Linked DNA regions of Mus musculus: region 1 is linked to region 2. The links are chromatin loops, found by intact Hi-C in ENCODE. Cell type or tissue: heart. All regions are shown on one strand. Each heading gives the region's core, and the rest is flanking DNA. Links, peaks and the distances in the headings are about the cores only.

The links. A loop is a pair of places that touch in the nucleus more often than their neighbours do. Peaks named below come from ENCODE experiments on the same cell type or tissue, not always from the same donor. Only the 100,000 strongest peaks of a DNase experiment are listed, where the experiment ranks them.
Region 1: it touches region 2 in a loop (1.8-fold over the local background); 2 of 42 quality-filtered maps call a loop at or near these places.

The regions. Positions count from the first base shown.
Region 1 is chr2:102,893,344-102,909,499 of GRCm38, reverse strand. Cd44 (CD44 antigen) reads left to right here and starts at 7,835. Exons shown (of 9, transcript NM_001039151.1): 1 at 7,835-8,232. The coding sequence starts at 8,154. It overlaps Gm23731 (a small nuclear RNA gene), which reads right to left and starts at 11,540; the gene lies at 11,434-11,540. In heart, for the core only: no CTCF peak of the experiment used is centred there; DNase peaks (open chromatin) are centred at 7,999, 8,479 and 9,969; H3K4me3 peaks cover 3,365 bases; H3K27ac peaks cover 1,702 bases.
Region 2 is chr2:102,794,782-102,810,937 of GRCm38, reverse strand. No RefSeq gene overlaps it. Among named protein-coding and RNA genes, the nearest start is that of Gm13872, 56 kb to the right of the region's middle. In heart, for the core only: a CTCF peak has its summit at 6,692 (motif pointing left); a DNase peak (open chromatin) is centred at 5,467.

The sequences.
Region 1 (16,156 bases), core at 3,792-11,791, 97 kb before region 2:
AGATTCAGGCTTCTGAGGTCAAGGAATGGTATCCAGCAATGATACAGGCTTTGGCATGGCTTCTCCTAGTCCTATAAACCCTTCCTTTTCCATAAGTATTGATGTTAAACCCCATCAGGACTTGGCTGGAGGCTCACGCCTCTGCATCGGAGCCCAGAAGTTCTACCCTTTGGGTGTTTCGAAGAGAAGCTGTTACTGTCTGCCAGGTGGAAGGTTTTGCCTTTGAAATAGATTATTAGGCATGTCCAGGCAGAAAGGGGCTCTCTGACAAAGGCTTTGGAAGACAGAAGATCTGCTACTCATTTGGATCAGCTTGCAACTGTAGGCAAATCTCTTTGGAATCTAGTTTCTGTCACAGTACAGGAGAGACAATGAAGTTCTTTGGGTAGAATGTGACAAAGTTAGGAGAGCTGAGAGGGAGCCAAGTCACAAAAGGAGCAAGAGAAGACCTATGCCATACAGTCCAATCCTGACATTTAGACCCAGCAATGGGAGTCTCTATGATGAACTTGAGCCTTTTTACCATTCAGTAGGTGGAGTTATAGTCTCATATCCATTAAGTCTTTCTGGTTGTAGGTAACAGAAACTAGTGTGGGCTAACAGAGGCAGAATGAAGGAAATTAGTGAGAACGGTCTGGGTGTCCCACAGCAGCCAAGAAATCTGCAAGGTGTCAGAACTGAGGGAATATTTTCTGCTTGTCTCTGACTCTCTGCCTTACTTTTTCTCCTGCTTCTCCATAAACATGGTTGGGGGTATATAGCTGTCCTGTAGCCTTTAAGCTTGTGTTATGTATGATCAGCTACACTGTGCTTCCAATTTTCATGAAGAGCTCTAACATGGCTAGACTTGGATCAGGCTGTGCCACTGGAATCATTCGGCCATGCTCATGGAAAATGGGGAGTCACATCATAAAGTTACAGAGTCAGGAGAAGGAACTGTGTCTTACTGATTGAACAACAGTAACAACAGAAACAAAAAGAAAAAACCCAAAAATTGTCCTGCAAGAGGGTGTTCATGTCTAATTTGGCCACACAGCTATCTGGTGATGATTCTATAGGGGAAAAGAGATAGCACTCCACAACTTCAGATTGGCTAATGAGCAGTCAACATCTGAGTCTCTGCTATTAAATAAGCCTTCCACGTTTTATGAAAGCTGTGAGAATCAGCATGTTTTGCCCTCCATGTAACTAAAACCAGTCCATTTCCCCATGTGATATTTTAAAATCATGATTCTCCTCCCCAACTCTATCCCACATCCCCACTGACCCAACTCCATGCCTTTATTTCTCTTTCTATCACTCTTTAGAAAACAAACAGGCTAACAAAAACAACAAACAAATGATAGCAAGGAAGAAAAAGAGGGAGAGGGAGAGGTCACAGAGCAATATGAGACAAAATTATACAGCAACACCATTGAGCTAGTTTTTTGTTGGCCATCGACTGCTGGGCATGGTGCCTACTTTTCAGTGTGGTTAATACATCTAGTGTGACTCTATTAAAGAGAACTAACTTTTATCTTTCGTAAATGAAACTGAGTAGAATAAAAGTAAAGTAAATACTAATCTGGACACCATTGGTTTAGTGGTTTTGCCAGATCAATAATTAGGAGGGAACAGAAGATTTCTGTCTTTATATTTCTTAATGACAGGATATTTTGTTAAGTAAGATAAAGGTGTGATTTTTGAAACAGTTATATGACCTTTCAAGGTTCAGGGATGTTTGTTTATTTGTTTGTTTAAATCTGTAAAGTGACAAGCAACTGTCAATAGGGTTTCTGTAACAATTTGCTAACTTTGGGCTGACTGTGGTAAGACTAACTTTCACAAGCCTGACAATAAAGGTGTTTGTGATAACAGAAAATGGTGCTAATGGTAGTGGTGATATTGACAGTGATGTTGTCAATGACAGTAATGACAATGTATATGGTGGTATGATGGTAGCTTTGTCAAACTGACACAACCTAGAACCACCCGTGAAGAGTCTCAAATAGGAGTTGTCCACACTATGTCTATGGCATGCCTATAGAGGATTGTCTTCATAAGCTAGTTGATATGAGAAGACCCAGCCCACTGTGAGTGACACCACTCCCTAGTCAGGGAGAACTGAACTTCGTAAGAGTGGAGAAATCAAGCTAAGCAAGAGCATGCAAGCAAGAAGGCAAATGAACATGTCCACATTCGTTTCCCTCTGCTCTTGACTGTGGATATGCTGTGACTAGCTGTTTGAAGTCTCTGCCTTCTCCACGACGATGGACTATGACTTAGAAATGTAAGTGGAAATGAATCCCTTCCTCCCCTAGTTGTTTTTTTTGTCAAGTTACTTTATCACAGCCACAGAGACAAAAGCAGGACAATGGGAATGACTTAATGATGGTCATGATAGTAGTGAAGCTGATGATAGAATGGTGGTGGTGGTGGCAATGGCAATTGTAGTGGTGATGGTGGAATTGTTATGGCTAATTACTTAAAAACCAAGAATGTGTATAATGTGCCCACGGTTTAGTAGTTGTATAATGCACACATGCATGCATGCATGAATGAAGATGACAAACAATTTAAATCCTATACTCAAATATTCACATTTCTAAGTTGGTTACCAAACAACTCTGGGGTCGGGTGCTCTTTTCTTAGCCCCAAATGGTTTACATGAAAGCCACTTTGTGACTGACATGGCCAATTTAGAATCTAGGCTCCTCTGTTCCCATGGCATTCCCAGAGTACTGCAGTCACAGCAACTACTTAGTTTGTCATAATTTGAAAGCTTTATTAATCCTAAAGGCCCAACTCTGTGATCTCTTCTAGCTGAATAATAGCCATTCAAAGTTATTTATTTATAATAAAGATTCACCCCCCAGTTACCGGTTTGTTAGACTCTACTAATGATTATTTCATGAGAGTTTCTCATTATTGCTCATTTGCGTGCAAAGAATTCACCCTGTGACTGTGAACTAAGACTGGATTGCATTAAGAGTTCAACATTAACTGGAATGGTACATTTACCTTTACCTTGACTCACCAATTCTTGTCTCTGAGACAGTGTTCAATGTTTGTACCATTCCACAATCCATCTCTGGTTCTCCTAGCCTTGCCCTTCATACTTTCACATTTGGTCTGATTTTTTATTTTTCTTTGCTTAAGAAGAGGAGATATATTATCATTCATCAGAAGCCATCAGGCCCTCGTGTTTCTATAAGAACATCTAATCTGCTCATGTGACCAGGCTCCTCTGCAGGCTGCTAAACTGGCCACTTTACAGAGAGTGCTGTCTGAATGAGTTCAGCAATCCTCAAGTTGCCTAAATGGATCTACCTATGAGCTCATGTGGCTTCTGAAACACCCCATAAGCTGTGATGGGAAAAAAGAAGGCAGCAATTGCTCATGCATTTATACAGTGCTTATTTATGGATCATGATAGATAAAGCCAGAGTCTGGAATACGTCAGCTACTGCAATTGATGTATAATCATGTCCCTGAACACAGGCAGTTCATAGGATGGTAAGTGATTGCTCTCTCCACCAAGCAAGACCCCAGAGGCGGGTCCTTATATCTTATTTTTCTTAGTATTCCTAAGCTATGAAAATGGTCTCCTCACCCTCATTTTGAACCCAAATTTCCCAGAGGTAAAGTCACTGATGTTCAGACTTGGGGCTTTCTCAGCCCAAGGCTGATGACTGCATTCTGGCTTCTTTCCAAATCCTGTGATCTCATGACAAGCCCCACCAATTCAAGCTCTTAGTTACAGTTTCCCACATCCATGTTTTGGCATATAAAAGATGACCGATGCAATGCACAACTGATAGCAAACACCTGAAGTAAATTATTTTAAGGATTATTGCTTTTATAGAGGTGCAAAGGAGAAAGAAGATGGATAAGACCCGGTGGCCTATGGTGTGAGTGAGGTGTTTAAAAAGGGGATAACAAGAGACCCAGAGATAATCCAGGAATTCCCAAGGACTAGCCTGACTTAGTCTATTATTGAAAATGAGTCATTTGTGGCACCAGGGCAAGCTGTCTCAACCCCTCACTGAACTATCGGGAAGAGACAGCCAGCCCTTCCCCTATGGGAGAAAAATCCTAATAATAATTTCTACAGAATTTGCATGTCTCTCTGCAGCTTGCAGCGCACTTTCAGTCAGCTCCCCCTTATCTTCTTCCACACACCTTTGGGCAGTATTGTTTACTGAACAAGTGCAAAGCACACCAACAAAGCAGGTCTGAGGTTGTTTTTCTTTCTTTCTTTCTTTCTTTCTTTCTTTCTTTCTTTCTTTCTTTCTTTCTCTCTCTCTCTCTCTTTCTTTCTTTCTTTCTTTCTTCTTTTCTTCCTTTCTTCCTTTCTTTCTTTCTTTCTTTCTTTCTTTCTTTCTTTCTTTCTTTCTTTCTTTCTTTCTTTCTTTCTTTCTGTTTTGTTTGTTTGTTTTTCAGAATCTTTTGTCAAAATGAACTCTCTCATGGTATTCTGATATAAAAAACTGACACACCATGTCATGCAGGCTGAGGGACAAGGGAAGAACATAGCTCACTGTGAATCTTCAGTTTGGCCTCTGTCCTTTTCTGAAGGGCTCCCAAAGGAACCCCGGGGTTCCACAAAACATCCTTCCTAGTAACTACCTATTTCCCTTCTTTCCTCCAAAGCAAGTATGACAAAAATTACTCTTCATTCATAATTCCCCACACTCACTAGGATGTTTAACCCAAGAGGTGGAGGCCTTTATAATTTGAAATAAATGGTCTCTAGGTCTCAAACAACAGAAAGGCCAGCTCTTTCCACCTACTGACAAATTCTAAAGTGCTTCTGTTCAGATGAGGCTGAGAGGTGTCTTCTCCGTCTCAGAAAGGCAGACCGTTGAGTCACACTGCCCTGCCAGGCACAGACTGGCTAGATAGTGGTCCAGTGATTTTTGTAGCCCGATCACTGCTATCGATGTCTTTAAACATACTACCATAAGGCTCTCCCTTATTGAAAAACCCACAATGAAGTTGTGAAGGGGCATAGCACTGTGAATTAACTAAATGCCACTTTTCTGCACTTGCATGTATATAAGACAGTAAACTTAAGTGTGTTTCACACAAAAATCATTTTCAAAACATTAAATGGCTCTCGGCTTTCTATAAGACTAAGTGCAAAGTTCCTTGAAGTTTACAACCTGGCCCCTTCAGAGTTCTCTAGTCATTGTTCTTGCTGCATACATTCAGACTCTTCATCTGATATAATATTCAAGCCATATATATATATGTATATATATATATATATATGTATATATATATATATATATACATATATATGTGTGTGTGTATATATATGTGTATATATATACATATATGTATGTATATATATCATACAAAATACACATGTGTACAAACATACATGCATAGACACATCCAGTGTTTAAGAGATGCAAGGCTTTCAAAGCTGTTCCTTCATTGTCAGTCCTATGAAGTGAACACTACTATTGAACCCGTTTTTGTATTCAGGGAAATGGAGGCATATAAAAGCTCTTTGCCTATCTTGAGGCCATAAAGTAGTAAGCAGCCAGAACAGGACTGAGAGATAGGTACTCTAGTTTTGAATGCCTGTTACTCCTCAACAAGAGAACTCCCTGCGGGGGACCTGTCCCAGCAATGTCTCAAGGATTCATTTTCTTTCCACACCTTGGCCCAAAGTATCATCTTTCTTGAGATGTCACATTAGTGTTTCCAAGAAAATATTGTGACTTCTTTCCTCGGACTGCAGGACTGGTGGCATCCTAAACACACACACACACACACACACATACACACACATACACACACACACACAGAAAGAGACAGAGACAGACAGAGACAGAGACAGACAGAGACAGACAGAGATAGAGACAGACAGAGACAGACAGACAGAGACAGACAGAGACAGACAGACAGAGACAGACAGACAGAGACAGACAGAGACAGACAGAGACAGACAGAGACAGACAGACAGAGACAGACAGAGACAGACAGAGACAGACAGAGACAGACAGAGAGACAGACAGACACAGAGACAGACAGAGACAGACAGACAGAGACAGACAGAGACAGACAGAGACAGACAGAGACAGACAGAGACAGACAGAGATCCTTCTCAGCAGATCACTTTCAGAAAACCCAAGCTTCATATGCAACCTTCAGAAGATGAATTCCCTTATGTAAAATGGCTCAGTATTTACATATAACCCACACATATTCTTCTAATCGCTGCTGCATATTTGTAGTACCTAACAAAGTGGAATGTCGTGTATTATATATGTGATACATAGCAGTTAAGTTGTGTGGTTCACAAAATAGTCAAAAGCAAAAAGCTTGTAGATACTCGGAACAAATGCAATTCTTACGAATACTTTTAGTCTATACACAGAAAAAGCTGGCTGAAAAATAAAATGATTATTTTTAATCATTTTAACAGTTATTAATTGTGTGTATGTGGCAGGCCTGTGACAGGTAGAGGACAACTTGCCTAAGGCACCATGTGGGTTCCAAGGATCTAACTTGTCCCATGCTTGGCAGCAAGCACTTTATCACTGTGCCATCTTCCCAGTCCTAGCTGTAGTTTGCAGTATATTTTATACTGCAGCAGCCACTGGCTTGTGTGGGAGCTAGTGCCTAGACCAAACCAGGATTGCTTCTCTTGAAACCCTCTGGCACTCATTACGTGCTTGATGAATAAATGGATGGACAGGTGGCTGTGTACATTTCTCTCACTTTCTCAGTTTCTTTCAGTAAATCCCAAAATATCATTTTCCTTCAGAAATTCTGGCATGATTCATTCCGGGTCCTGCCCTGGCCATGCCTTCTGTGTTTCTCATTCAGCAAGAAGTCCACTCAGATTTAGTTCACATTAAAAATAAACAGAGCTTTTGATATCCAAATTGCAACTTGCAGGGTATTAGAGAAGATAGGGAATTGCAATTTTACATACGATTTTCCCCGATTTTCAGCCTTGAGATTTCTCCCTTGAAGACTATGGCAAATGTGCATCCCTCTTTGAAATGTATCAAGATGTAAAGGGGAATTTGAATGTATTAAAGTTTGCAGCAAAGAGAATATAAAATGTAAACAAGAAAGAACAGTTAAATGTGTGAGTGGATATGGGGATGGGTAGAATGAGAGACGGGAACCATGTATGTGCGTCGGGATGGATAGGAAATATGATGAACAGATATGAGCTGAGGAGGGGTGTGAAAAGGATTGAAAAGTTGTGCAGGTGGGCGAATACAAGAATTGGTGGGCAGGTGTAGTATGGCTAGATTAGTGCATTTGCAGAAGGAAGATGGGTGGACAGAGGAATGGATGGGTGGATTGTGAGTCCGAGAAGGATTTAAGAAATTGGTAGATATTTTGAGAGCATGAATGAAATGTGTTGAGCACCCTTGGGTTTTCCCCGGATCAAAGATCAGATGAGCGGTTTGGACTTCTCTCAGAGGGAAAGAGGAAAGAACACTCCCACAAGTTCCCCACTTTTCAGTCCCCACCCTGGCCAGGAAAGCACTCTCCACTAGGATGGATCTCTCCCTCTCCCTCTCTCTCTCTCTCTCTCTCTCTCTCTCTCTCTCTCCCTTCAGCCTCTTTCTTTCTTCAGTTCCTCCCTAAGATAAGTCCAGCTTCCTCAGCTTCCTGGGAAAACCAGTCTTTCCCTAGCCAGGTTCCCAAGTTTAGTGGCAAAGGAGAAACTGGAAGATTTAACTGAGAGGGGCGAGGTCTTAGAACTCAGTCATTCTCCTTGTCCCAGGCAGCGCTTCTCATAGGCTGGTAGGCTGGGCCAGGGTAGGAAGCCTGTGGAGTGGCCCTGGAGAACGTGGGCGCACGGGGGCTGGGGGGGGGAGGGGGGCGGCCATTCTCTTCTGTCCAAGAGAGCAGGGCAGGAGTGCAGGGGCAGTAGCGAAAGCAGGCTGGTGTGTCTTTAAACTTCCGTTGGCTGCTTAGTCACAGCCCCCTCGCTTTGGGTGTGTCCTTCGCGCGCTCCCTCCCTCTTAGGTCACTCACTCTTTCAAAGCCTGGAATAAAAACCACAGCCAACTTCCGAAGCGGTCTCATTGCCCAGCAGCCCCCAGCCAGTGACAGGTTCCATTCACCCTCGTTGCCCTTCTCCCCACGACCCTTTTCCAGAGGCGACTAGATCCCTCCGTTTCATCCAGCACGCCATGGACAAGTTTTGGTGGCACACAGCTTGGGGACTTTGCCTCTTGCAGTTGAGCCTGGCACATCCACATCAGCAGATCGGTGAGTGGCCCGCCACCGCGCCTGAGGACTCCAGCTGGATGCCTCTGGGTTGAATCGCCCTGGGGAGGGACTGTAGTGAATTGGGCTAGCAAAGCAAAGCTGGGATTTGGGGCTATGCTATTGGAAAGAGTTTACGCCTGGGAAGTGCTGCTTTGGTGAAAGGAAAAGAGAAAGGGAGAAGAAAGTTTGCTGGGCAAGTTGCCCGCAGATTTTGGGCGAGGTCCCCATGCTTGCTGGAGCACATGGCTCAAAAGTAACTGTACTCTTGGATGCCCGCAGCCTCTGTCCCGACTAACAGGCTCTGGTGCTCAAGGGCTCCCCAAGCCTGGCTAACTGTGGCTAGGCAGGTAGAGGCAGACACTGGAACAGACCTGTAGAGCACTCCCCAAGGTGTGCACATAGCTACAGGCCAGAGATTGGGCAATGAGCTTTTCAGAAAGGAGCCTTGAAAAGCTGAAGACAGTGGGTCCCAGCTTTGACTAGTTTTCGGGGCTCTTAAAGTCAGCTTTGGTCACCAACGGCTTTATTTTAGCTTGTGGGAGTTTGAACTGGTTTGTGTGAGGCTCTGAGTGGCCTAAAGGTTCCAACATGGACCAAGGAGGACACATAACCGGAGCAATAATTCGACCAGCCGCGCAGTGCTTGCAGTCTAGGCAAAGTCAAACAGCAACAGGGTTCATATTTGCTGCCTGGCAGCCTCAGAGCAGGAGGGGACCTGTATCAGGGTAACCTGTGAACTTTAGCGCAGTCCCTAATATCCCATCTAAATGTGGTTGGTGACTTTGGTGGCTGTGGAGAGGAGGAGCTTGGGCCAAATATCCAGTATGGCTCATTTTCAAGCGTCCCCCCTCCTTTATCTATATATGAACAGATAATTCCACGAAGGCTTTGGTTATCATCAGCATAGTTAAATTTTCTTTGAAGAAGTGCCAGCTAGGTCATTAAGTCAGCTCAGACTTCAGTGAGTTCCTCTCAACAAGAATTACTAAATCCAGTTCTGGGGGTAAGGGGTGCCAAACTGGGTTTTTTTTTCTTTTTAGACATGGTACGTTGGGATTAGAAAATCGCACCTCCATTGTTGAATGTTAAATTTTGAATGCTGATGCAGAAGTAATGCAAATAATAATTGCAGTAGGACACTATTGGCCATTTGTGTGTGTGTTCTTTGCTGTGCTATGTTAGGTAATTCACATAAGCTATCTCATTTTATCCTCATGGTGATTTGGTGACAAATGCTCCCCCCAACACCTTACCAGTAGGGAAACAGAGGCTCAGAGAGGTTAGGTGACTTCCCCTAGTCACACAGCAAGGAGTGGGGCTGGGTGTGAACTTGGGTTCATTAAGTTCCCTAGCTTAGACTGCCATGGGATATCTAAAAGCAAGTGCTAGACAAAGTTGAAAAGACCTTCAGGGACAGTAACAGTCTAGCCAGCAGAGGCTGCAGTGGAGGCTCCCATAGGGAGCCAGAGCTCCTAGGATCCATTGGAAGGCAGAAACATTCAGGATGGATGAGGGAAGGACAGAGAGAGCCTGGACCTGACCTCAGAGGACAGGAGGAAGGTTGGCACACTGCTCCCACCTTTGTTGGGGCTGAGGAGCCGAACTCCCACATTTTCCTGGCCTGTCTCCCGGCTATTCTAAAAGGTCTACTCCCAGATACCTGTTGCCCTTCCAACCCCCCCTGGAGTCAGGTTCTGAGGCCAGCAGGCTCTCTTCTGCCTTGGGGTTTCTACCTTCTTGTTGTACAGTGTGGCTCCAGGACAAGTAGAGCTGGTGCCAGTAGCAGCAGCTCCATGGACCCTGGCTTTCACGCCCTTGTAAAGCCGATGAAGGAACTGAGACTCTGAAATGAGATGTGACTTAGCACAGGATGTGTGTGAAAGAGAAAGGGGAGGGAGAAGAGAGGCATCATGGTTGCCCCATTCTGGGAGTGACTGGTTTGGGAAGATGATGAGGAAGCACTGAGACCAGCAAAGTTGCTGGTGGTGGGGCTGAGGGTGGGGAGGGTGGGGAATGGAGGTGGAGGGGCGTTGGGGAGGGGTGGCGTAAGAGGAGGAAGCATCCATCACTGTGCTGGCAGTCAAACGGTAGAGAAGTGGTGGAGGCCTAAAGCAACTTCTCCCCCAAGGGAAGAAAGTGGCCCTAGACCAAAGGCAGAGGGGACAAGTGTCCACTTGCATCTCTCCTCTCCCTTTCCAAAGATCGTGGTTAGGAAACTGTACCTCTATTGTTGAGGAAGATGGGGTTCATCTGGGAGTCTTGGGACTTGGGGACAGCAGGCACCGTTCTGCTTCCTCTGAGCATTGGCAGTTAGAGTGTAGGCTAGGCCTTCCCAGGTGAAGAAGTAAGGAAGCAAGCCCTGTCCTTGCTGAAGTATCTCCATTCACTCAGTTACTCCCGGGTACACACAGAACATCTATTTCCTTCTAAAATACAGTGAGGAGTTAATGTGTTGGGAGACTCTGGCAGCTGAGGAGAAAAAAAAAAATTCTATTTTCTGCCAACTTCCCCTTACGCAGGAGGGGATGCTGGACCACACAAAATTCCTAGTCTATGACAGATCTCCTTCCATTCATTCCCTAAAAGTTTCCTGATTCACTGTCACAGACTCAAAAATGGGAACTTTAAAGATCACTAAGGAAAAAAAACCAACCCTTCTTTTCCCCCAGAGGAAGCAGACCATGGGAGACAGGGATTGGTGAGTTGCCTGTTCCGTTAGGGTGTGAGGACATCTTTGAAATACTGAAGTCTCTGGAGTACTGTGGGAGCCCCAGTGTTTCACCTGAAGTGGTGAGGAGGAAGGTGCGGTCAATCTGGGGTGTGGCATAACATTTTTAAAAAATATTTTTATTAGGTATTTTCCTCATTTACATTTCCAATGCTATCCCAAAAGTTCCCCATACCCTCCCCCCTCCAACTCCCCTCCCCACCCACTCCCACTCTTTGGCCCTGGCGTTCCCCTGTACTGGGGCATATAAAATTTGCAAGTCCAATGGGCCTCTCTTTCCAGTGATGGCCGACTAGGCCATCTTTTGATACATATGCAGCTAGAGTCAAGAGCTTCAGAGTACTGGTTAGTTCATAATGTTGTTCCACCTATAGGGTTGCAGATCCCTTTAGCTCCTTGGGTACTTTCTCTAGCTCCTCCATTGGGAGCCCTGCGATCCATCCAATAGCTGACTGTGAGCATCAACTTCTGTGAAAAATATGGAACGCTTCACGAATTTGCGTGTCATCCTTGCGCAGTGGCCATGCTAATCTTCTCTGTATCTTTCCAATTTTAGTATATGTGTTGCCGAAGCGAGCACGTGGTATAACATTTTTAACACTTTCAGTGCTACCTACACACTCATCACAGTTTTGTATTTTATGGCTCAATATATTCAGTTTGAGTTTAAGAATTATGATCACCATATCTTACCCTAAAGAAAAATGGTACCCAAGACAAACCTTTCTTGTTTCATATGACTCTTGAGCATTACTGAAAAATTAGAAGTACCCTATTTTTCATTTATTTATCTATTTGTTTATTTATATTCATTCATTAATTTATTCACTTTATATCCCGATTGCAGCATCCTTTCTCCTCCCAGTCTCCCCTCACATACTTCCTCCCCCATACCCCTTCCTCCTTCTCTGAGAAGGGGAAGGTCCCCCTGGGTACGAACTCACCCTAGCACATCAAGTTACTGCAGTACTAGGTACATCCTTTCCCACTGAGGCCAGATAAGGCTGCCCAGTTAGGGGAATGGGATCCACAGGCAGACAGCAGATTCAGGGATTGCCCCTGCTCCAGTTGTTTTTGAACACACATGTACACATCTGCTACATATGTGGAAATCCAGCCCATATTTTCTGGTTGGTGGTTCAGTCTCTGGGAGCCTCCAGGGGTACAGGTTAGCTGACTCTGTTGGTCTTTTTTTGGAGTCCCTATCCCAGAAGGACCATAATTTTAAAATCCTAGCATATTGCTAATGCCACCCAGTATCCAAAACCCGTAAGAAGTGCCACTCACTGCTCAAATTCAGTCAACAGTAGTTGTTTGTTTTTTGTTGCATGGCTTTGCAGTGGTCTCACACATTGAGATTCTCCTAGCACCGTTTTCTCGATAATGAAATCAAGGATCCAAGGACACAGGAGTAGAGTTGAGGTGCCCCATCATCTACCATCACCCCATCACTACCTTTGGAGGATTCTGGAAGTAGCCGGTGGTCTCTCACTGTTCCTGCCTGCTGTACTCAGCAGAGTGATCACGAATAGCCTCTCTCTCTTGCCTCCCTCCAGAAGGCTGTAGGCTCCTGGCTGCCCTGCCTTGCCCTCCTCTGTCCCATCTTTCCCAGGACTCAGCCACAGCTGTTAGAGATGCCAACCTAGATATTTATTGCTAAAATAAGTCCATTTCCTTATCAGAGTCCAGCTGCCCTTTTAGACATGCTCTCATTTCTAGGCTTGGCAAAAAGGGAGAGGCTGCTCCTTACCTAAGAGACAAGTCAGGGCAATACCCCTTGCCTGCAAATTAAGAAAGGTCCCACAGACACTCCTGTGCTGCTCTCGGAGGCATTTTGGATGCAGTGACCCATAGAGAACTGCTGTTATATACTCTTTAGATGGTTAAATATACTCACCCCATTTGAGGGGAAGTCTTGAAATCCCAGGCAGTGGGTTGACAGGGCTTTCTAGAGAAGTTACAGCTCTTGAACCAAAATCCACTGAGAACCTCTAGAAGCAAGTGGCTACCCAACCAGATAGACTCAGTTCCACTAAAAAAACAGGAGGCATGTGTGTGTGGCAGGGCTGGGGGATGGCTTCCCCAACAGCCTGCCCTGGGGTTGCTTGCCGACAAGGTATGAGTTACATTAGTGTTTCATGAGGACCTCCATTTGAGCAACTCTAACCAGAGCGTTCGTGGGAAATGACTCTTGTGAAAGTGTGAGCTGAAGCAGGTGGCAGCTGTGTCTTGGCCCCGCAGAGTTTTTAAAGGGACTCTTCTCTCCTTCAGAGAGCGATTCTTGGGGTTTGTACCAGAAGCTGATGACTCGGTTTACTTTGTGCCTCTGCTTGAACGAGGACACAAGCGGTTTTTTGAGGAGGGCCTTACATTTGAGCCCAGATTTTCATTCACTTAGTGGTCTCACATTTTTGTTAAACATATACTTCACTGAAACTCAGTGACAGAGTGTTTACCTAGCATGCATGAAGTCCTGGCTTCAACCTCCGTCACTGGGGAAACAAACAAGTAAACCAAAACCTAAAAGCAAACAACCACAAGAAGAACAAAAACCAAAATCAAACCAAACAAAACCAAAAAGCCCATCCTAGCTCCAAACTGGCCAGTAAGGATTTGGGGAGCCAGGACCGATAGTGAGAAATGGAAAAGATGTTTCTGCTACCTGCCTTCTGCAGCCTCGTGGGATATCCTGAGGGATTCCATCTAATCAAGGATTAGATCTCACTCACTTTTATGGTCCCAGATCCCAGTGCAGATCCACAATGACGACCAGAAATGTTGGACTGAAAAGAGTGTCTGAAATAGAGAAATAAGAATTTTCATGTATAAAGGCAGGCTAGCTGACACACTAAGTGTGCAAATATGCTTGTGTATGACAGCACGCTGAGAGTGTTGACATTCTCCACAGTGTGTGGAGAAGGTTTGGCTGGCCAACTGCTTATACAGGGGCTTCTATGTCCTCTTCCCAAGCAGAGAGGTTGTCTCTCTGTGCTTTTGGTGGCTGCTGGCTACGGGGTGGGTCTAAGGAGAGGGTTAGTGGATGGCTGGGAATGGGTTGATGACACCAAACTCACACTTAAACCTCAAAATGAATCACTGTCCAGCAGCAGTTTGCTCTGAGAGCTGCTGGTCTGACACTAGGAGTCCTTGAATCAGAGACTCACAGACCCTCTGAATCACACTTGGTTCTGGCAGGTGGAATCAGCAGGGAGTGATGCAGGAACACTTCCCAGAACACTCTTATATCTTCTATGGCTCACTATCAAAATGACACTACTGTATCCCACTAGTGCCTAATCTGCAGGAAGCCTGGCAGCTAACAGGGCACCCAGTGGCTTCCTCTGCAATGAGCTTGCCCAGCACGAAGTTGCTCAAGCCTGGAGTAGGTCCTGCATTCCTTAGAATCGCTTGTCTACCAGTGCTCAGAGACTGCCAAACACAGGATTTGGGGATACTGTTATGGGGGCTAGACTCACAGAGCCAGAACTCCATGAGGTTGGGGTGCCCCAGCTGCCTGGGTGTGCCCGCCTGGTGCAAGTGTCCCTCCTTTGTGCAAGTGTGGGCAGACAGACTCACAGTGGGTGGGGAGGGCTTGAGTCACCAAGGATATGATTTGCAAAACTCAGGTCCCAAGAACCTTCCTCAAGTCTTCAGCTTTTGAAAGTAAAGGTTAATTGCAAAACGCCAGGGTGGAAGGAAAAGGTCATATGAGCAGTGATTCTGAGCATCTGTACCTTCAGCAATGGCTGGAAGTTAAGGCACTTTGAGAGCTCTTACACCGTTTGTATTTGCTTTTTAGTACCGAACTGTAGGTTTCTGAGCTACCATTACCAATGTTAATAATCATAACAAACAGAACAGACCCTCTCCTTGTTTTCTATAAACTAACTTGTCCAAACTATGCACCAATCTTATAAAAACAGTGCTTTTAATACCCTCTTTCCACATATGAGGGAACCAAGGCACAGAATTTAAGGAAATGGGCCAGGGCCACATAGTTGCAAAATGAGGGGACTGAGATTTAAAACCAGGTCCTCATGTGAGTGCAGGTCCTGAAAGGGTCCAGAAGTACGTGTTGGATACCCTGGATCTGGGGTTACAGGCAACTGTGAGCCACCTCGTATGGTGCTGGGAACTGAACTCTGAGCCTCTGCAAGAACAGCAAGCACTCTTAGCCACTAAGCTATCTATCTCTCTAGCTCCTTGCCTTTCATTTTAAAACCTGGCATCAGAGGAGAGTACAGAACTTGCAAATAAAAAGGGCAAAGATCATGTCCTCGAAGCTGCTCTTTTATCACATGATCAGGAGTCTAGCTCCTACTTTGTGGTGAGGTTTGGGAGTTAAGTTAATGGGGGATGATATGTGTTTTTGTTCATGGTTGCTTCATTTTTTATTTCTCTCCTTGGTAAAGGTGGACTTTAATGACTGATGTTTTTCTGTCATCTAAGACTGTGACTTGTAATTAAAGAAAGCAGAAGGAGGCATGGGACAAATAAACAGTAACCAAGTACTTCCGATTTGTTGACAAACCCCTGAATCCAGGGTCTTCATGCTATAAACAGGAATTGATGGGAAGAAAGGGAAACTGAGACAGGAGTTGGCTTTTACATCCAGGGCAAAGAGGACTTGGTCCGGGGTAGCTCTTCTTCTCAGCTCTATGGCAAACCAGGTGACCTGGAATTGGCTTGGTGTACAGCAGACAAATGTCACTTGGGCAATAAGATCCTTTTCTTTGGGCATCCCTGGCTGAGAAACAAGTTATTCAGGAAGAGAGGAGGTGAAGCACTTGGGCACATGTGACTCAGTCTGTAAAAGGGCTGCAGACCTTTAGTCTGGAGGCAGGAACTCATTCAGGATTTCCCATCTGATTCAATGTCATGCATATCTTTACTATTAAGTGAGTCTGCAGTGCCTTCCAAAAGTATCACGCACCAACCATGAATGAGGCAGCACTGTTTCTTATTTCATTTTTTAAAAGGATACTAGTGAAACCTCTTTGCAAGGATTCACCACCATTGGAACTAAGACGCGAGGGAGAAAAGAGTGGGTGCACACACCTGGCCCTTGCCTTTGCCCTTGACAGTCATTTCACTATAATCCTGACCCCGTCTCTGCAGGTTCCAGAAGCACCAAATAAGTATGTCAGGCACAAACGCTGCCAGTGATGACTGTACCCTGCCTAAAAAGCCGAGTCT
Region 2 (16,156 bases), core at 2,693-10,692:
AAATCAAACTTAAGGCTCTTCAATATGGCTGCTCTTGCTAACCAGCTTGCTCTGAGGTTTCAGGTGAATCACCAAGCTCACCCAACATTTTACATGGGTTCTGGGAGCCTGTTCTCCACTCAGAACACTTGCATTTTAAGCACTGACTCACTGCCCCAGCCCTAGACCCTCATCACCCTGCTTCTACCTCCCAAGGGCTGGGAATACAGGTGTGTATCACCACCAGAGTTGCATCTTTTTTCCCCCTTAAGAAACAAAACAACAAACAAACATCTGCACAAGCTTCCATACTTGAGGCCAGTGTTGAGGGAGTTTGACTTTCCCACAGGAGATCTGTGGTTCAGAGCCATCTAAAATGAGTTAGATGCTGTAAAGTGTGACTTCCTGAGCTGCCTTAGGTCCCTCAGTTTAAGAGAGCAGGAAACATACCTTCATTCCATGAGGAATGCTTCTTAACCCCTATGAAGAGACACTAGGGCTGGAGCTTACAGAGAGAGTGTGTCTGGAATACACAAGGGCCTAGGACCCATTCCCAGCACTACACAGATTGGCTTGGTTGTGCATGCCAATCCCGGCTTTTGGAAGGTAGGAGCGGGGCTCAGAAGTTTAAGGTCATTCTCAGACACATTGTGAAATAGGTCCAGCTAGGATACACCAGACTCCCTCTTAAACAGAAAGGCACTACAGAAATAGAGAGCTATTCTCAAAGGGAGCTTGGGAGAAGAAACAAAACAACAGCAGTGGCTTTGAAGCTGAAGCATCATGGTTAAATGGTAACTGGTTGAAAAATTTGCAAGTGTTCAATCCTGAGTCTGTTGTGGGGGAGTTGAAAAATAACCAAAATTACCAGTTGAGTGCCACAGAGGCTCTGGAATCAGCTATCCTGCAAAAGATGAGGGAGTGGAGGAGCTTAGAGTCTTTGTAAGGGGCAGTTGGAACCCCAGCCCCTGCCCCTGCTCAATGCAGCCTAGTTTATGGTGTTTTCACATTCCCCACAGAGAAGCAGAATTCTACCTATCATCTGGAGAAGGTGAAGTAGTTAAGGGCAACAGTGAACAGTATAAATAAATCTCTCTCTCTCTCTCTCTCTCTCTCTCTCTCTCTCTCTCTCTCTCTCTCTCACACACACACACACACACACACACACACACACAGAGAGAGAGAGAGAGAGAGAGAGAGAGAGAGAGAGAAGCTGTACATATGGAAATGCTCAAATCCCCTGGCCTTCTCTTCTCTCTTTCCTTGGCTCTCAGAACACTGGCAGAGAGTCCTGCTTCCTTCAAGAAGTTCAGCCTTTCTAGGGAATTTTATAAGCCTGGAAAAATGTCTGAAGAGATTCATATGATAGCCCCCAGGGAAACTGTCAGGGATTGTTCAGTAAGAATCACCTCTCAGACCCCATCAGGCACCCGCTCTCTATGCCTCACTTTCTACATTAACAAGAGACAGAGGTACTAAGCCCTTGCAGAAAGCACCTAGCATCAAAATACAAGGACTAAAGCAAATACGATAAAGCCACTTGGAAGAGACAGAAACAATTCTTGGAGAAGGAATAAAACAAATAAACAAAAACCATCATTAGCAACCTCCGTTAGAAAACAGGCAAAGCACGAAACAAGGACAGAACACTCAGGGACGAAAGGACACTCACTGTCTCAAGATGGACCTTTCTCACACTCAAATGTGAAAGGACAGATTTTAAAGATAAGCCCAGGAGGAGGTTTGTAAGATAAAGATGAAGAAATGTTATTACAAAGGTAGTGACAGACAAATGGAAACAGAGAGATGGGCATCACCAAGACTGAGCTCTGGTAGGAAATCTCACATGCAAATCGCAAGAAAACACAGAAAGAGAAAACTATGGTGGTAGAGAGGGGAGATTATGTAAGAGACAAAACACAAAATGCCTTAGAGTTTATGAATATGAATATTTGACTAAGGACCAGGTATGTGTTAATAAAAGACAAAACCACATCAAGTCCTATTGTCTTTAACTTTTTTAACATCCTGGGGCAAAAGATGATCCTGTATTTTCTAGAAAGAAAAAGCATTATTTATAGAACCAAGCGTCAAACTAGGGCCTGCACAAAAAAAAAAAATGTAGAGCTGGATAAGATATTATGTACTTATTATCCCAGCTCGCAAGATTCAAAACAGCTAGGACAATCATAAGTCTGATAGGCCAGCCTTGGCTACAAAGAAAGACACTATCTCAAAAATAAAACCAAGCAAAAAAAAAAAATCACAAAAGAATCAGACTTCTCACTTGTCATCTTTGAAGAGAGAAGGCCAACAGACACGGGAGAATGAAAGTTTCCAGCCTAGAGGAAGCTTGCCAAATGGAGTGTACCCTCAAAAGAGCTTCCCAGAGACTTGGGTATTTCCAAGAAAAATAACTTGTAACCCACAGACTACACTAACCCTGGCTGAGTAGTAAAATCTGTGCACCTGTAGAACCCTTCCAAAACCAAGGGCCCCTAGAACTCTAACAGTAAATAGTAGGCCTTCAAGAATACACCACTGGAAGTTTTACCTTGAACTAAATGAACATCATGAAAGTGTTTTGTTTAGCCTGTGTTAAATTAAACTCATTTAACTATACTTAAAGAAAATGTGGAGGGAAATATTTCCAGGCTAGACTCTTGACTGAGCTATGATACAAAGTATGGATAAGAGGAGAATTTCAGATATGCACAGTATCCAAGCCCATTCAGTCATTCTCAGGCAACCCCCAAAGAATGCATTCTACCTAAAATTAAATGCTATCAAGAAAAGAAAGATGTGAGGGTGAAGAAATAAAGAGGATTCTTTAAATGGCGGAAGGAGATCCCAGGGGATGATGGTCCATCCAATCTAGGGGGAAATCAGTCCAAATTAGAGAACAGACTAAAAATAGAACAAATACATGGTTTGCCTCTGTTGACTCCTAATTAAAAAGGGATTCACATTTTGCTTGTATCAGCTAACTGCCGATGCAGTAAGATGAGCTCTAAAATTAGATGCTTAAAATAACAAACATTAACGTATTTCTCCCAAGTCTGAGGGTTGATTCAGTCTCTCTGCTGATCTGGGCTGGCTCAGTTGACTCATTCATGTTTATGTTGTTGATAAACTGCTTGGAGAAACACTGCCAGTCTAGGATGGTTTCATCTCGGATGCCAAGATTGTTTCCATATGTATCTCACATGCTACCAGCTGGCTTGTATAGGCCTGGCAGGGACCTAGAAAGAAAATGAATGCTTACATAGCTCCTAGTGGTCAAAGCCCAAAACTAACTTTGTATGATTCCACCATATTGTTTTGGCCAAGCCCAAACCCAAGTGCAACTTAGATTTAAAGGAGAGAGAGAGACAGAGACAGAGACTGAGAGACAGAGAGAAACAGAGAGACAGAGACACACAGAGAGATTGATTGATTCTGTCTTCCAGTGGGAAGAGCTATAAAGATACCTTCCAAAGAATGAGACAGGAGGAGACCAATTACAAGGCCTTTTAGTACAAACAGTTTATAGTGGGTGTGTTGAAAGATTTTCATGGCTTAAGGCTACCTCTGATATTTATGTTTATGTTTATGTTCATGTTTTTGTTTCAGAAACACCATTTAGGCCATAGCAGTAACATAGCATGGAAAACCATGAACAAATTCATAAATGCCATTCTATTGGAGAAGAAGGAGCAGACACACGCAAGTATGTATGTTTGGGAGTATCCAGAGCATTATAAAGATCACGAGCACTGGTGTCAGGACTAAAAGCTGGGTTTTTTAATATTGGTTCTTTCACCTACTTAGCAGTCGGATCCTGCTTACATTTCTTAAATAACTGGAGTTGTAGTTTATCACCCGAAATAAAGAGTGGGCAGGAAAAGTGTCCACGGCTAGGGTATTAGGTAAGGTTCTTAGTGTTATCTGGTGTGTTATAGGCTCTCAAAATGTTAATTTCAAGGCTGAGGAGATGGTTCATTCAATAAACCATCTGCTGTCCAGGCACGAGGGCCTACCTGAGTCCACATCTCCAACATCCAAGTAAAAAGCCACATGTGGAGGTACCCCAACCTCTGGGACCCCCAGTATAGGCAGATCTCTGGGGCTCACTGGTTAGACGGCCTGGCTTAAAGGACTTCCATGTTCAGTAAACGACCCTGTTTCAAAATCAAGGTGGAGAACAATCAGAGATGTCAAGAACCTTTGAAATCAATCTCTGGTCTTCCCATAGGTGCATACAGCCATAGGAACACATTCATACAATACAAACACGCAGACATATAGACACACACACACATATGCACACACATGCATGAGTACACAACACCTACTGACACAGACACACAAACAAACATACACACATGAATTCCTACCTGCCATGTCAACATTTATACAGTAGGTCTTTAGTTTCTTCCTTCCCCATCCCTTCTTGTTTCCTGAACTCTGACCCTAATTGTGTGGTTATTAACTTAGGGTGACTATATCCATATTATTTAAAGATCTAAGGCACCTTGTGAGGCAAGCTCATTGATTTTCACAGAAGAGCTTTTGTTTTCAAAGCAAGACCTAAGAGCAAGGAGTCACCAAAGCAAACATCTGGTATCCTTGATGAAATATCAGCCTATCCAAGATGTGGCTACACATTAACCAAAATTGGGCACCAAGCTGTGGCTTTTGATGTCATCCTCAGGAAGTGTCTTACCCCACCTTTACTCAGATTGAGCGCACTCCCCCTTCCTAGTACCGCCTTGACCGTGTCCACCTGTCACTAACATAGTTCAATCTTATCAGTTTCCCCATTGTCCTCTCTCTTCCACTTTGGCAAACTTATTGAGAACAGGCTTTGTGTTTGTACCTCCAAACGGGAACAAACATCCCAGCTCAATTATGGCCTCCAAAGTTACTATCTAGTACTGATCACTTATGAATGTCTGTGTTTATACATTCAACTAGTGATGAAGAAATCCTTATCCCATTTTTAATGGATGAGTCAGCTAGGAACACAGAGAAGTATATTGTAGTCTCCAAACCACCCAAGTAGAAAGTGGTAGAGTTATGCTGGAGTTCTGACTTCCCCTGTCTCATTGCCTATTGTCATAAGTTTGTTAACTTGAATTTGTTGATATTAAGAGATCATTTTCAAACCTTATAAGCCAGGCCAACACTCCAGAGCTCTCTGTGGGAGTCAAAGAGTCTTCCTGAAGCATAAGTGAAGATATGTACCATGTAGGCTATATTGACGAAGGAGTTTATTTAGAAACCTATAAACACCTCCTAGATGCTGTATTTATTGGAAGAAGGAGGATCAGGTCATGTGGAAGTGTGGGGAGTTGTGCCATGGTGGCCCACGCAAAGGGTCATAGAGTTAGGAAGTCTGATCCAGCACCCTGGCCTCGGGCCCCACTTCTTGCCTCTGCTGACATCTAGTCTTCAACACCAGTAGTTTGTTTGCTTGTTAGGGCTCCCCATCTCCCGCCCCTTCCATCCCACCCTCCTCAGGCTTCCAGACTGCTGACCTCATCACGTGGTGACTGCTGTTTTCCAGCAGCTTCATCCAAACCACTTCCTCCATCCTCACCCCCGGAGGAGAAATGGCAAAAACTCCAGGAAAAGCAGCTAACATCTAGTTTTAGCATGACCGTCTTTAAAGTCAGACCCTGGGTTCAAACCCAACTTTGCCATACTTTGTTTACTGATGTGTATCTTAAGTAATTTAGCAATGATGTGTCTTCATTTTCTCATCTGTAAGATGGGAATAGTCATTTCTATCAGAAAGATATCTGGGAAATTGAATGAGACAAAAAGACAAAATTTGATAGGAGCATATGGCTTTTCTGTTTCTCATTCCTCACACCAGAAGTGCTGACACCCTAGTCTTCTCACCCAGATACTCAAATAGCTATTAGAGAGGAAACAGGGACCTCTCTTGTTTTCTGGGGAGTGTGGAAGTAGGCAGGTATGTTACTGCTTTTTATTTTATTTTATTTTATTTTATTTTATTTTATTTTATTTTATTTTATTTTATTTCACAAAGGCCTTGCCAGAACTTGGTGTCCTCTAGATGTAGAGAGGAGAGAACGGCTACCCATTCCAGGGCCCAGCCTCCTCAGAATCTAGGCAGACAATTTGGAATTTATCTGCTTAGAAGTGGGGAGGCAGGTTTTGAGCAGTTGGAGACCTGAAGGAAATTCAGATTTCTGATGAAGTCAGTGGAGTTCTTGAGAGCTTTGCTTTTTTACTTTCTCCCTCCTATCACTTGAAGTCTCCTCAAGAAATAGAGAATATCCAGAAAAAGATGTCAGAAAGATAAAAGGAGAAGGGTGAAAAGAAGAAAGGGATCAAAACAGTTATCCAGGAGCACTCAGATAACGGTTGTTTATTAAGTCTCATCTGTGAACACAGTAGCCACATAAATCACAGTAGCTGTAAAGCAGTGGGTTTTAAAAAACAAATTTCTAGACTAGCTGCTCTTGGCTTCTCTTCTAACTGTTTGAAGCCAAGGTTTGGGAAACCACTGAAGCTCAGAAATACAAAGCCCGAGTTGCAAAGCCACTAGTGATGCTGGAGTCTCTCTCAGTGCTGGAGCTTCTCTGAATCAGAAAAAAAATCCCTGATACCTGGGTTCATGTACCTCCTAGAAACTGTCATTTCTTTGTGGCTTTAGGCCAACTTGTTGGCTATTTCTGGCCTGTTGATAATGTGCCCTCTAGTGGAAATCCCAGAAACCTCTCTTTGATCTTTGTGGAAGTTGAATGCTATTTGATTTCAATCCTGAATCCTCAAGGCAAATCTAGAAAGAAGAAGGAAGGTGAACGTGGGGATCCTTTCACTAAAGGCTTGTGTGGAGAAGCAGTGTTTCTGGGTAGTCTGGGCTCAAGCATTCAGATAGTGTTCCATCTTCTGGTTTAGTCAGCATCTTGTATTTGAAAAGGATTCACAGATCATGGGGGAAAGGAGACAGTAAGCTCCAGCATGACCATCATTTGCCCCCTATCTGCTAATTTCTAGACATTTTCTGGTCTATTTGGAGACATCCTTATCCGAGGAGTACAAAGAAGAGTAGTCAAGTGACTTTTCTGAGGAAGATACAAAGAAAGATTTTGACCTGTGACTGATGACCCTGGGCACTGGTTATCTTTCAGGCACTGTCTTAGACATAGTGCATACCAAACTTGAGTTTCTTTCAGTAGATACAGACAATAGAATGTGGTTTACAGAGTTATGAGGACAAAACACATTGATGTCTTAAAGGTCTCAGAATATTGTCTAGCAAGGAGCACTCTGTAAGCACACACATTAAAGTGAGAAAAGTAAAGCAAGACACTGAGCACCTGAGATAAAGCTCCATTTATCCTCATCCTACAGATAGGAAGAGCCAGGCACAGCAAGCATGGCCACTCCACTAGAAAGGGGCAGGGCTGAGCTCTGCATGAACAGCCTGGGACAGAAAACATTCTTTGAACTCCTACATCACTTTGTTTTTATTTGAACACATCAAATCCTCTTTGTGAGGGTTGGTGTGAGGGTGCAGTTGTGTAGGGGGTACATGTAGAGTCTAGAAGTTAGCCTTAGGTGTTGTTCTTCGGGACACCATCCATTTGGGGGTTTTGTTAATGTTGTTGGTTTGTATGTTGTTTCATTTTGTTTTGACGCACGGTGTCTTACTGGCTTGGAGCTCAGTGATTCAGCTAGGCTGGCTAGCTAACAAACCCCAGTGATCCACCATGCTCGACCTTTTATAGTTTTTACTGAGTTCTGGGGATGAGACTCAGGCCCTCGTGCTTGCACAGCAGCAAGCATCTTGACCAATTGAATTCTCTCCCCATCCCTTTAACTAACAAACCAGCCCTCTCAACAGAAGTATTTTCATTGTACTTCCCAAAGAAAGTTGGTGTCAACTCTAATAAACCATTAAACAAATTTCAAGGTGATCAAAATAGATAAAAATGACTCTAAAACAAGATTTGCTCATTAGACAAACAGGTGAATTATAAGTGGGTGGTCTGATTTCACTCCTGTTGCTGGGATAAAATACCTTGGTGAAAAAAAAAACAACTTAGGAAAGAAAGGGTTTACTTTGGTTTACAAATCTAGATTACAGTCCATTGTTGTAAGAAAAGTCAGGGAAGAAACTCAAACATCTAGAAAAAATGCATCTACAGTCAAGACAGAGATAAATTGATGCATATATTCTTGCTAATTTACTTGGGTTTGCTACTGTCATACAGTTTAGGATCCCCTGCCTAGGGAATGATGCCTCCCATAGTGAACTAGATCTTTTCACATCAATTGACTTAATTAAGTTAATCCTCCATATATAGTCCCAGAGGCTCACCCAATGTGGAGAATCCTTCATTGAGACTTTATTCCCAGTGATTCCAGGTTGTGTCAAGTTGATAGTTAAGGCTAGCATTCACAGTGTAGTACAGATAACATGTTAAGTTGTATTTGAGGATCTGATCAACACTCTGCTAGATTAGGCTCTATGTTTTCACTTACAATTATCCTTGTGGAAAGTTGAATTTGCTAGAACAAAATATAGAATCAGTCAATAAAGATATAAGATATAGCTTATTTTTATTTTAGTAGGCTCTTAAAAAGTTAACATTAAAGGTCAAAAAGTATTGGTTGACTTTATTTACAGAGTAAGATAAATAACTAATATCTACCTTCTGGAAAATTTTTTATGTCCATTTATGCACAAATGATCAATAACAAGAAACATTAGATAGAAGGAGAAGAGAAACCTAGCTCCCTGGCTCCTTCAAATTGTTTCAGGGATCTGAATAGTAATGCAGTGTCCGGATGCCTGTGGTGTACATCATAACTGAGATTTAAATAGGAGTAGATCCTTCAGACCATGTGACCAGAGGCTAGGATAATGTTACTGTGGCATCATTGGGGATTTAAGCTCAAATCATGCTCAAAGTGTTTTCTGTGCCACAAATAAATTCTAAATATTTTAGCAAGTCCAATAGTGGGTTGTACTTCAAATAATGTCATTGTGGCTGAATAGGCTGAGATATCCCACCCATCTCCAGCATCTAGAGAAATGTGTCTTAAATGTATTCCTTGGTGTATAGTAATGTCTGATAAATTAACACAGAGGCAAGATAGGGATAGTTATTTTTATTTTGCATGATAAGTTAGGTGTTAGTTTTGCTAGGATGAATATCAATATGAAGTGGTGCAATTGTACTTGTTATCCGGGTCAGAATAGGGGCTTTCCAGGAGAAATTAATGTTAAGATAGTAAGACTGGTTGAGTTTGCAGTAATCCTGGGGAAATCCAGCCACAAGCCAGGTGGAAGCTCCTTTCCTCAGTGACCAGAGATGAACTTCACCCTGAAAAACCCAGAGGCTGCAGGATCTACCGATCCTACCCTTCTCCATGGGGAGTGATCATGGCCCAAGGAGGATAAATGTGATTGGCACTCAAGGATGGAGGGTTGGGAAGCTGAAGAGCTGTAATAGGCAGTAGTTTCACTGTTTGCATGGGGATTAGGGATGGCCCAGGGACCAGGGAGGCTATGAGGGTAGTAGTTAGAGTTAAAGGAAGAGAGATAAGGCAAGTAGTTAAGAAGAGATGAGGAACACCTCTAGCTCCCCACTCTGCCCACACCAGTAGAAGCACACACATAGCATAAGCACTCAGACATACACCAAGACACACTACATGTCAAACGCATATGTGAATACGTGGATATACACAAGCTTTCTGACTTTGGGGTAAAGAACTGGATCTCCTTCCTTGCCCACACCTTTACAAGAATTACATAAAGCTTTCAATCAACTAGTAGGTGAGTATTCCACTCTTACAGTTAGGTTCACATTCTTTGTCATGATCCAGTACCTAGAACTGCCTGTCACATTGATGCTCAGTTAGATTGGATAAGTACACAAATGAATGACAGCCGGAAACACTCTAGATAGCAGGAAAAGAGAAACCAATTCACTGGCTGTGCTTTAGGGCTCCTCCAGGCTCCCCGAATGTCTGGTTGCTTCCAAACTAAGTCATAACCTACGACTAAAGTAGAATATGTTCTGCAGGTTAGTTATCATGGTGTCACTGAGATGTCAAGGTGGACCTAGCTAGTGGAGTGATGACATGCGTGTGCTTCTTCTAAGGAAGAGGCAGCTCACCCTGGCCTAGAGACAATATGAACGAGAATGAGCTGCTGCTCCCATTACAGAGGAAGTGAGTGGTTGAGCTGAGATGACTTTTTTCTTCTTGTATCTTTCCCTTTCCTTTTCCTCCCCCTTCACTTTCTTCCCTTTTCCTTGCCTCTTTTTGTCTTCCCTATTCTACTCTACTCTACTCTACTCTACTCTACTCTACTCTACTCTACTCTACTCTACTCTACTCTACTCTATTCTATTCTATTCTATTCTATTCTATTCTATTCTATTCTACTCTATTCCACTATATTAATCCAAGGTTTCGTGTAGCCTAGACTGGCTATGTAACCAAAGACAAGCTTGAACCTCTGATCCTCCTACCTCCACTTTCCAAGTGCTAGGATTACAATATTTGCCACCACAACCAGTTTTATGTGGTGCTGAGGATCCACTGAAACCAGGCTTTCTTCATGCTAGACAAATACTATACCAACTAAACTGCCTTCCCAGTCCCCTATCTGTAGTTAAACTACACTCATTTATGTATTTTCCCAAAGGAAACTCCAGTCATGGCAATGTGTCAAAAGAATGCAGTCACACAAATGCAAAGACATTGGCAAAAGAGACCTGAGAGGAAGATCTGAGCAGACTTGGATGGTAGGGATTGCACAGGCAAAGAAGCTGTCTGAAGTCAGTGTGGGAAGCTACAACTTAAAGTGTGGGCTGAGTGAGGGCCTCTAAGACAACTTTGGGGTTGGAGAGATGGCTCAGCGGTTGGAACACTTACTGCTCTTCCAGAGGACCTGGGTTCAGTTCCCAGGACCCACTTCAGACAGCTCACAACCACCTGTAACTCCAGTGCAGAGGCTCCAACATCCTTTTCTCACTTCTGTGGGGCATTGCATGTATGTGGTCACTTAGACTTATGCAGGCACATACATGTACACCTGCAACAGAAGATGAACAAACCATTCTGGGGAATTTGCTTTTAAAGGACTGCCTAGTCTCTCAGTGGAAACTGCAGGTGCTTCTGGGCCGGAGGCACCAAGGACACAGAGATAATGGGATGTAGAGTGAGTAAGGAATAGAAGTTATCCTCTTCTTGGGACTTAGTGTCTTTAACAAAAGCAAAGAGTAGGTAGGAAAGTCATCACTGAAGCCACATCGAGGCTGCATCCAGTAGCAGACCTGGTAGATGGATGCTGTGGTGGCTGCATCCTTCGAAGTTAATCTGCCTCTCAGAGTCCACGTTTCTCAGAAGACCTCTAATCATCACCTTACTTAGGCGACACTGAACATGAGGACATCTTACTTAATGTTTTCTGCCCAAGGGTTTTTTTCAACTTGTCAACAGGAGCTAGGAAGGTCCCTAGGCATTGAGTGTTTAAAAATTAAATTAATGGACATCTGTCTGTCTGTCTATCTATCTATCTATCTATCTATCTATCTATCTATCTATCTATCATCTATCTATCTATCTATCTATCTATCTATCTATCTATCTATCTATCTTCTATCCTCTCTTATCTACCATATATTTCTATCATCTCTATCTATCATCTATTTGTATCTATCTTATCTATTTGTATCTATCTCATCTATTTCCATCTATTATCTGCCTACGTATCTACCTACCACCAATAATTCAAGTATCTCTATATTTATGTCTATACGTAGACTACTGTATAAAAACATGGACAGCAAATGCTGGACAAGAGTATGCTCTGTCTGTTCTACGTGACATTTTCCTAAAGTAAGATCCCAGCTAGAGAAAATATTTATCTCTTCAAAGAATGGTCATCCCAAGGAGTAAAACATGAAAATGTATCATTAGATTGTGGTAATTATGGAAGTCAACCCATCTGTCACTTTAGTTTTCTATAAAATGGCTGATTTTTAATTGTTTTGTTTTGTTGCATTTTGGAAGGGGTTGTTACTATTGTTCGTGAATTCTGATGTTTATTTGTTGATGTTTTGAGACATGGTCTCACTGTGTAGCATTGTCTGACTTGGAACTCATTATGTAGACCAGGCTAGTTTAGAATTGGCAGAGATAGATCCATTTGCTTCTACCTCCTGGGTGCTGGGATTAAAGTACACAACAACACACCCAGATTAGCTTAAAAATAATCTTAATTTTAATTTGAAATTGATACAGTAAAAATATTTTTGTCTATGTGATTCTGAAGTTTCTGCCAGCTTTGGTAAACCTTGGCAGATCTCATCATCTTAGCAGAGGCCATCTCTCCTACCTTCTCCTGGGTCTGTCTTGCAAGGAAGTCTTCATGTCTATCCAACATATTATCTTCTTAGACATCATTTGTGACTAGTGCCTAAGAAGCCTCTTACGTTGTTTTATAATGAACTGACTGCAGAAAAAAATATCTAAGCTGAAACAAAAACTGTTCTTTATACAATATATTTTGCTCAAGTTTTCCCCTCCCCTAACTCCTCTCAAGTCCTCCCCCACCTCCCTATGTAGCACACACCCAGCTGTTCTCCTCCGTTCTTCCTGTGTGGTCTCTCTTCTGGTCTCAATCTCTCTCACTCTCAAAAACAAACAAGCAACAAACAAACAAAACCAATAAGGAAAAAAAAATCCTCAACAAAAAACCCAGAGAAAAAAGAAATCACTGAGTTCCCTTTGTGTTGGCCACCTCCTGCTGAGCAGGGCTGCTGCCATATAGTCTGTTTTATATACCCAGCGACAGAAAACAAAACAAAACGAACCTGATTTCCCATTTGCCAACAGACATCTTTTGCAAATGTCTGCTTGGTTCCGAGTGGACCCCCCCGCCCCCACATGCCCACTACTCTGTCTAAGTGCCGGGATCCCATCTGACTTGAACTCTGCTGGTCCTATGTGTTGCCACCGTGCCTGTGTGTTTCTATGTGTGTCTGTCCTGTTGTGTCTGAGTCAGCCACTGCCCTGGGTCCGTATACTCTTTTTGCTTCCTCTACTCAATTGATCCATGATCCTTTCAGGGTTGGCTTGGATGAAGGCATCCCATTTAGAACTGAGTGCTTCGGGGGGGGGGGGTGTCTCTTTCACTCTGCTCATCATCCAGCTATAGGAAGAGACATTTTTTTTTTTTAGGCCTGTGGTTGTAGCTGCTAGCATATGAGGGCATTTCATTCAAATATATTAATAGGGCACAGTGGTTAAGGACACATGTTGCTTTTCTAGAGGACCACATGGTGGCTCACGATTGGCTGTAACTCCAGTTACATGCCCTTTTCTGGCCTCCAAAGGCATTGCACACACATATATTCTGACAGCACTCATACACATAAAATAAAAATAAATAAATAAATCTCTAATCCCAGAGATGGCTCAGTCGGCATAGTGCTTTGTGAGAGCCTGAGTTTGACCCATAGCACCTACATAAGAAGCTGGGTGTGCTGATGTGCACTTACAACCTAAGCACTGGGGAAGCAGGGATTATTGGAGCCAGCCTAGGTAAACTGGAGAGTCCCAGGTCCTAGTGAGAGCTCTTGCCTCCATAAGGTAGACAATGCCTTCCCTCCACATAGACATACACAGATATCTGTTCATACATGCACATACACACATTTACATCCCCATACACCGCTGAGTACACACACACACACACACACACACACACACACACACACACTACTCCTTTTCCAAAAGAAGAAATGCCACAGAAACCATGGATCTCAATTAGAGAAGTCACCCATGCCTTGTTCTGGCCTCTGGAGACATACCACACATGACATACTTTCACACATACACACATTTAAATAAAAATAGCAATACAAATGAAAATCACTAAAAATAATATATTCACTATTACTTTATTATTATTTATTTATTATGGAGCAACTGATAAACTCCAAGACCAAGGTGCTCTCTCAAGTTTCTTACAAGTTTTGCTCTTTGGAGCTATCAGGAGAGAGGTGTGAACATCATCTGAGTGTGAGCATGATGCAGAGGAGAAAAGAATGAGAGAAAGGCGGCTACTGGAAAAAGACCCAGCCAAAGTGTTCTGAATGGTTCTTCTGGGTTGGGCACATTCCACAGAAATGTTTTTTCTCATGACATTTGTCTCTATGAGGACATGAGCACTTTGAGTTGGGAACTCCCCAAGGGACTCTCCAGGAAAGAAAAAATTGCTTCATTTCTCAAAATCCCTATTTCATTTGGAGGGTGGGAATTTCACCATCCCATCCCACTGAGAGCCTTTTTGGCCAGGCTGAGACTTGCTGCTTTTCCTTGAAGAAACCCTATGCCTTCCCTCTTTGCTGAGCACAGAGCCTTGCCATGCAGTGGAGGGCATCCTGAGTAACAGACAATGTGACCTCAGATTGGTCATGAAACTTCTCTAGAGAAAAGGACGTATTATACCTGACTAGTTCAGTAGAGGTCAAAGTGTGGCAGCAAAACTCAGGTTTGGAGGAGGGCAGTTGAGGTGAAGACTATACAGTAATGCCTGGGTGATGTAGATGGGAAAAGACCAAACTGGAGGAATTAAGCAAGGCTAAATAAATACTCGATGACCCCACAGCAGTGAAAAGACACGGGACTTAACCTTGACTAATACTCCTCTTACTACTAGCTCACTTAAATGAAGATGCTGGTATCCTCGTCTGCAAAAAGACACAAGGTAGCCTTGAGATATTCCATCTCCCTCCAGGTCCTTTATCACCTCACAGTGGGGTATGACCTCCGTCTTCCTCTCTGAGATGAGAAGGAGGCCTGGTATCAGGTGAGGAAGGAATCCTATGTTCCAAAAAATATAAATAGTTTAGCTGGAGGCCAGTGAGAAACCATGGATGCTCCACCTGCATCCTGGTGCCCTGGAGAAGCTCAGCAAAGCTTGGTTTTGCAGCCAATGAGGGCAACTATACATTTGCATTCCCCCTTAACTGAAAGCTACTAGATTCTCCCCCACCCCCACCCCCGGCCAGACAATAGGTGGAAAACTACAATTTTGTTACCCTAAATAACGGAAGAATGGTGAGGAGGGAGGGAATAGCAGTGGAAGACATTTTCTTTGTCTACTTTGCCAACTACATCATTCTGCTTTCAAATGTGCGTGTGTCCAAGCGTGAATGTCATATCATTTTCATATCATGTGGACAAGTTTCACGGACATTGATCCTCACTTAGGCTGTTTGCCTTACAGGGACTGCGGAGCTATGACCCCTCACTGCCTCAGTGAGAGAATGGATTAACCAAACTTTCAAAACTGTGAGGAAGAGAGCTGGAGAGATGGCTCAGCAGATAAGAGCACTTTCTTCTCTTCCAGAGGACCTGGGTTCAATTCCCAGCACCCACGTGGTAGCTCATAATTGTCTGTAACACCCTCACTCAGATATGCATACTGGCAAAACACTGATTCATGTAAAATAAGTTATTTTTTAAGCTACCAGGAAGAAATGATAAAGCTAGAAGAACTTTCATTTTTGCCAGGGACTCCCCAGTCTTCTATTCTTGAATGACACACGTCAACTCTGTGGGCCGCACAGCCTCCTGGCCTTCTTGCCTGGGCTGAGAAATTTGATGAAACCTTGCTGAAGCTCCCCAGAGATAGCTGAGCATTGTCTTAGATGGCTCTGCTCTTCAGTGCGCAGAGCCTCACTTCCTCTTCACAATCATTGTGCTTAGGAGATAGCTACAGGTTCATGCTTCAGGGGCAGCCACTCCACAGTGCTTCCTCTTCAAGGCCACTGTCCTTTATGACATACCATCCTCTATCCTCAGGCAGTAAGACTACAATAAGCCTAGTGGTTGTGCTTTGGAAAAATCCCAACAGACACACTGATGGCATCAGCAAGTGGGGCCTTTGGAAAGTGGTCAAGAGGTCAGAACCCTCAAATGAGATCAGTCCCTTGTTAAAGGGACTCCAGGGATGTCTCTTGCCCTCTGTCTTCCATATAAAGACACAAAAGAGGACAACAGCTTTCAAGCCCGACAGGTGTCCTTCCCAGAACCCATGTTGTCCCCTGGGATCAGATGTCCAGCCTCTAGAAAGATAAGAAGCAATTTTCTGTAGTTTCTAAATGCCTAGTTTGTAGTACTTTGTTGGAAT